Linked DNA regions of Homo sapiens: region 1 is linked to region 2. Evidence: chromatin contacts called from ENCODE Hi-C or POLR2A ChIA-PET data. All regions are on one chromosome and are shown on one strand. Each heading gives the region's core, a stretch centred on a gene start or an enhancer-like site at or near the end of the contact. The rest is flanking DNA. Distances are from core to core; before and after follow the strand shown.

What was found. Hi-C counts contacts between places; a loop is a spot of excess contacts on that map. ChIA-PET counts read pairs that join two places held with the same protein, here RNA polymerase II (POLR2A). Pooled maps may share reads with other maps.
Region 1: a map of endothelial cell of hepatic sinusoid shows a loop between it and region 2 (14-fold over the local background). The contact joins the promoter of GPHA2 here to the promoter of MIR194-2HG in region 2. A Hi-C loop is called at or near these places in 4 of 168 maps with a recorded cell type or tissue (astrocyte of the cerebellum, endothelial cell of hepatic sinusoid, posterior vena cava and 1 more) and 8 of 50 pooled maps. POLR2A ChIA-PET finds 5 or more read pairs at or near these places in 8 of 52 experiments (CD4-positive, alpha-beta memory T cell, Caco-2, HepG2 and 5 more).

What each region holds. Positions count from the first base shown.
Region 1 is chr11:64,934,634-64,937,333 of GRCh38, forward strand. It overlaps GPHA2 (glycoprotein hormone subunit alpha 2), which reads right to left and starts at 1,260. Exons shown (of 4, transcript NM_130769.4): 1 at 1,201-1,260; 2 at 725-827; 3 at 358-542; 4 at 1-241. The coding sequence starts at 827. The coding sequence ends at 140.
Region 2 is chr11:64,892,124-64,894,823 of GRCh38, forward strand. It overlaps MIR194-2HG (MIR194-2 host gene), which reads right to left and starts at 1,326. Exons shown (of 3, transcript NR_133640.1): 1 at 1,288-1,326; 2 at 467-703. ATG2A (autophagy related 2A) reads right to left here. Exons shown (of 41, transcript NM_015104.3): 41 at 2,423-2,700.

The DNA of each region.
Region 1 (2,700 bases), core at 10-2,509, 42 kb after region 2:
TCCCCTTATTTAAAAAAATTCCATAGCAAGTAACCATCAGGGCTGGAGCTCCTTCCAGTTTTTGAATCTTGAACACAGGTTTCCCCCACCAGAACGTCAAGCCCTGTGACCCAGGGGAGGAAGGAGGGGAGAGGATGGGCTAGTAGCGAGAGAGGCGACACATGTCACACTGGCAGGCCCTGGCCGTGAAGATCTCGAGCTCCTCCCTCCGGCTCCCCACACACTGCAGCTGTACTTTGACCTGCGGGAGAGGGGAGTCCGTGCTGCAGTCCCCTTTCTCAGGGCTGTCTAGGATCTCCATCTCTCTGGTCTTCCCGCGACCCCAGCGTCCATCCACCGGGCCCGGGCCCTCCTCACCTTCTTCAGGCCACTGATGGTGCAGCACTGAGAGACGGAGGTGATGTTGTGTCGGTAACCACTGGCCACCAGCACAGAGTACCGAGAAGGGAAGGCGCTGGACTCACAGTGGCCCACACAGGCCTGTGCCACGTGGGAGCCCTGGCAGGTGCCTTGGCGGTCACTTCGCACTGTCACATTGAAGGCTAGAAGGAGATAGGCAAGCAGTAGACGGCGCCTCTGCCAAGGTTTGCCTCGCCCCAGCTCCCGTTGCCTGTGCCTCAGTGTGGGGCCCTTTAGGGTGCTGCCTGCCCCACCGTCCACTCAGCTCTTTGCTCCCACCCAGAACCTCCACTGCTCCTAGCCCTCCGGTCCCAGAGGTACTCACGGTGCAAGTGGCAGCCTGGGATGACTGCCTCCTGGCCCCAGGCTTCAGTGACTGCCAGGACCAGCAGATAGAGGACCAGGGTTTGAGGGGACGCCATAGGCATCTGAAACACAGTGGGGAGATGTCTCTACGTGGGTGTGCAGGTGGGATGGCGAGTTCTTTAAATACTGCATTCCAGGTGAGTGAGCCAGGGCTGGCTGGTCTGACAGGTGAGGTGTGCCTGAATGGTGCTGCCTTTTCCCTGTATCTGCCTTTGTGTGTGTGTGTGTGTGTGTATGGGTGTGAGTGTGAGCAGCTGTCTCTGGAAAGGACCTGTGTGTCAGCCCTCTGTGCAGTGATTCTCCCTTCCCTGGAATTTTCTTCGCCATCTGGAGCGCAAACATCTTCCTCCCTCCATCTGCCCCATCTTGGCCTGCAGGGCCCTCGTCCACATTCCCAGACCCTCCCCAGAGCTCCTCCTGCCTCAGCGAGCTCACCACTTCCGAGGCCCAGGAACAGAGCGGCTTGCAGTTTTCCTGTGCCTCCTGCTGGTCTCCAGCTTGGTGCTGGCTCTCCAGGCTTTTATTTGCCAGCATTTTGGAGCCACGCCCTCTTGGAGATCGGCTTTCAAACCAGCCTCCCCTGCCTGAAGCCTCAGAGCGATCCCACCTGGGGGATCTTGCTCTTTGAGGTGCGGTCCTCGGAGAGCAGCTCCTGCTGCTTTCTGCTTCTTTCTGTCCAAAAAGCTACCCACAGCCCAGGCCTCGATAAGTCAGATGTGGAGAGAAGCCTAGGAGCTGGTGGAGTGTGCAGCGTGTGTGCAGCTGACGACACAGGGGTCAAGACTCTTGGCTGAGTTGTGGACACCTGGGTTCTCTTTGCTCTGTGACCTTGGACAGAACATTTCCCTGTTCAGGGCCTGATCACCCCTAACTTTATTATTATTTATTACTATTATTTTGAGAGGGTCTGGCTCTGTCACCTAGGCTGGAGTGTGGTGGTGTTATCTCGGCTCACTGCAACCTCCACCTCCCAGCCTCCCAGACTCAAGCCATCCTCCCCCTTAGCCTCCTGAGTAGCTGGGACCACAGGCACACCACTATGACCAGCTAACTTTTGTATTTTTTTGTAGAGACAGGATTTTGCCATGTTGCCCATGGTGGTCTTGAACTGCTAAGCTCAAGTGATCCGCCTGCTTAGGCCTCCCAAAGTGCTAGAATTACAGGCATGAGACACTGTGCCTGGCCACACCCCTAATTTTAAAACCACTAAACTCAGTCCTGCTTGCCTTTTTCTAACTGCAAAGGAAAGGGATTGGGGAAGGAGATTCTTAGGGACAAGGGAAATTATACCAGTGGAGGTCTCCTGAGATGTGCTTGGTGGCAGGGCCGGGGGTTTGGGGGTTGCTGTCTGTTTCAGAGTTGCATGGCCACGGTATCAGTGGATGATTCGCATCCTGTGCTACAGAGTAACGTTCTGAGCTGGAGTGCTCCCCTAGCCCTGGAATAACAGGGACCTGACTCCTGAAAGGGCCTGAAGTTATCAACCCCAGCAAAGCTGATCTATTTGTCCAACTCTGGTTTTATAGATGAGGCAACTAAGGCTCAAAGAAAGAAAGTTACTAAAAGTCACCCAGCTAGTTAATGTTAGGGCTGATTTCAAATTCAAATCTGCTGTCCATCCATGGTGCTAAACTACACTTGAGCAAGAATGTGGCAAGCTGGAGAAAGACCCCCAGGCAGCAGTGGCCAGAGGGGTTGGGGCAAGGTGGAGAGCCAAAGGAAGCCTGTGGTGATTCTGGGCAGCCCCGCTTTGGGGTCATTGCCTCACTGATCTGCTCAGAAAGAGCAGGGCCAGTCACAGACTGCTAGAGCTAGAAGGCACTTTATAACTCACCAAATCCTACCCCCTCATTTTCTGGATGAGAAAATAAGAGCTCAGCGGAAAACAACTTCCCAAAGCTTCACTGTAAGCTAGTCAGAGTCAGGGCGGGCACT
Region 2 (2,700 bases), core at 76-2,575:
ACAGTGAGACCCCATCTCTACAAAAAATAAAAAATTAGCCTGGTGTGGTGATGCATGCCTGTGGTCCCAGCTACTCAAGAGGCTGAGGCGGGGGATCACTTGAGCCTGGGAGGTCGAGGCTCCAGTGAGCTGGGATTGTGCCACTGCACTCCAGCCTCAGTGACAAAGAAAGACCCTGTCTCAAATAAAAATAAGAGGAGCAGGTAGAGAACTAGAAAGGAACAGAGAAAACAAACAGGGATAGTGGATGACGAGGTGTAGGAAGGGGGACGACAGGGAACTGGAAAAGATGTAGATACACAAACCTGCCGCAGAACATGAGGAACAGGCTGTGAGCAGTGGCTCGCCTGGAAGGACGCTTAGGACCTCAGTGGCCTGGAAGACAGCAGGGGCCTGGGAGCTGGGTGACCTTGAGCAAGTAGCGTAACCTCTCTGAACCACTGTCCATATGTCAATCAGGACTTACGAGGCCACCCTGCACGCTGGGCTGGCCTGGTGGGAAGCATCCGCCCTGGGACCCTTGGGTCTCTCTCCGCTGTGGGGAGAGGAAGCAGCTGCTGGCCAGGGTCCCTGAGTGAGCCCAGGGCTCTGTGAGGCAGAGCTTCCTCTTGCAAAGCGTGTTCTCGTCCCTCCCAGACAGGTTCCGGTGACAGGTGCCAGTCCTGCAGAGACCCAGCAGGCATTTTGGGAGACTCCAAAGCTTCTGGAGAGAAAGGGGAGCTTTTAGAGTAGACTTGGGCCCTGCCCCCTTTGCCAGTGGTGCATACAGGCCTAGAGAGACAGAGGGGGCCGCCCAAGGTCACAGAGCAGGGCCCCAGGGCCTGTGCTGCCCCAACAACCTTCCCGAAGTGGCGTCCCCCCTTCTCAGGATGCAGTCAGGGTGGGATGGGGGATCCCTGGGCTGGAATCCTTCTGCCTGGGGGGACAGACCTGCGAAGGAAGACACCGTAGCTGGTGGCTGGCCCTCCACTCAGCCTGGCGGCCCTTCCCACAGAGGCCTGGGCGAGACCAGCCTCCTGCAGCGTGGTGTCCAAGTGCCCTGGCCTGGCAGAGACAGCGCCCGATCAGGAATCCTGGCTCCACAGCTCTGAGCGCTGATGCTAAGGCCCCCTTATCCCACAGTGGAAACCAAGGCACAGAGAGGAAGGGGCTCGTCCCGGCCACCCCATGGCTGTCCAGGTCCCTTTCTTCCTCAGGATTGGCCACCCTTCAGAGAGGTGCCTGGGTTCAGGAGCCTCCTAGGACAGGGAGGGCGGCAGGGGTCCTACCACTCAGGAAGCCTCTTACCTGAGTGCCGGGCTGGCCTTCGGGGCACAAGGAGGAAGTGGGGACACCCTGGGCCCAGGGCCTTTTGAGCCGTTGACCCAGCCCCTGGTGGTGGTTAATGATTATCCCACCACCGTCAATACTGATCACAAGTGCGGTTCGAAGGGCAGGAAGCCCTGGACTGTGCCCGGGCAGGGTGGGGCGGGTCCAGGAAGCATCAGGCTGGGCCCCATCTGCCTCTCCGGGTGGCATCAGCACCGAGTCTCCACAGCCCTGTCTCCTCCAGGGCCTCGCCCTCCTGGTCTCTTACCAGCCTGCTGCCCCAGCTGTCCGTGGGCAGCCAGGACCCCAGGGTCCCTCGGGACAAAGCTTCTGCTCTGTTCCCAGTACCCAGATCTCCCCCACTCAGAAGGGGCCACAGAGCAGGGCTGGGGGACCTTTGCTAACCCCAGAGGCCTGCGGAACCTAGCAAGGTGAGGGTTCCCTGATTCCCAACCCGAGCCTTGGTTTCCCCATGGACCCACCCACCTCTGTGCAGCGCCACTGGGAAGCAGGGCAGGGAGGAGCGCGATGGGAGCAGCTCACAAGAAACAAGATGTGTGGGGGGCAATGGGCGCTCCCTGGTCCTGTGTAAAGCTTTGTGCAGTGAGGGTTGGGATTCCGGCTGCAGCGCTGCTCCAGCACCCCTCCCCCCTCCAAGTGCTGGAGCTGGGACCCCAGATCAGAGTGGAAACCAAGGGGCCAAGGCCTGGGCCACCCCAAAAGCCCCCACTAGGGATGGTGAGAGCAACATCTAGAATGCCTCAGGCTCAGCCTTCCCCGAGTGGCCTCAAGTGACAACCAGGCAGGGTCAGCTGGGCTCCAAGGACCATCCCTCCCTCCCCTGGCAGCCCCACGTAGCTCCTGCCACATCAGGAGTGGGGCTGGAGTGGCAGCCTCCTGGGAGGGGCAAGGCAGAGCCCAGAGCCAGGGGAAGGCGTGCAGGGCTGGGTGCCTCTGGGTCCCCCTGTGCCCTGATCTGCTGGGCAAGGCCAGGAGGCATGGCGACCCCTGGTGGTGACATGGGAGGTGCTGGGTGCAGAGGTGGGATCTGGGGCGGGGCCAAGGTCAAGGCTGAGGCCAGGGTTCACAGGGACAGAGGATCTGAGAGGGGGGCTGGCGGTGGGCAGTTTATTCCACTTCATGCAGACACTGACCCACGCACTCACGGAGCTTAAAAATAATACATCGAACCACACGGATATCATCCCCTCCTCCCCCCAGACACAGAAAGACACTTGGCTGAGTGGGATGGGGTCCGAGGGTCCAAAAGCCTCCGTCCTGGGAGAAGGCAGCAGTGTGGGCCCAGGTCGGGGGAGGGGCAGTGTCCTTTCTCCCCGGAGGAAAAGTGCAGAGCCAGGGCTAAGGCCCCAAGGCAGGGAGGCCCCCCTCTCA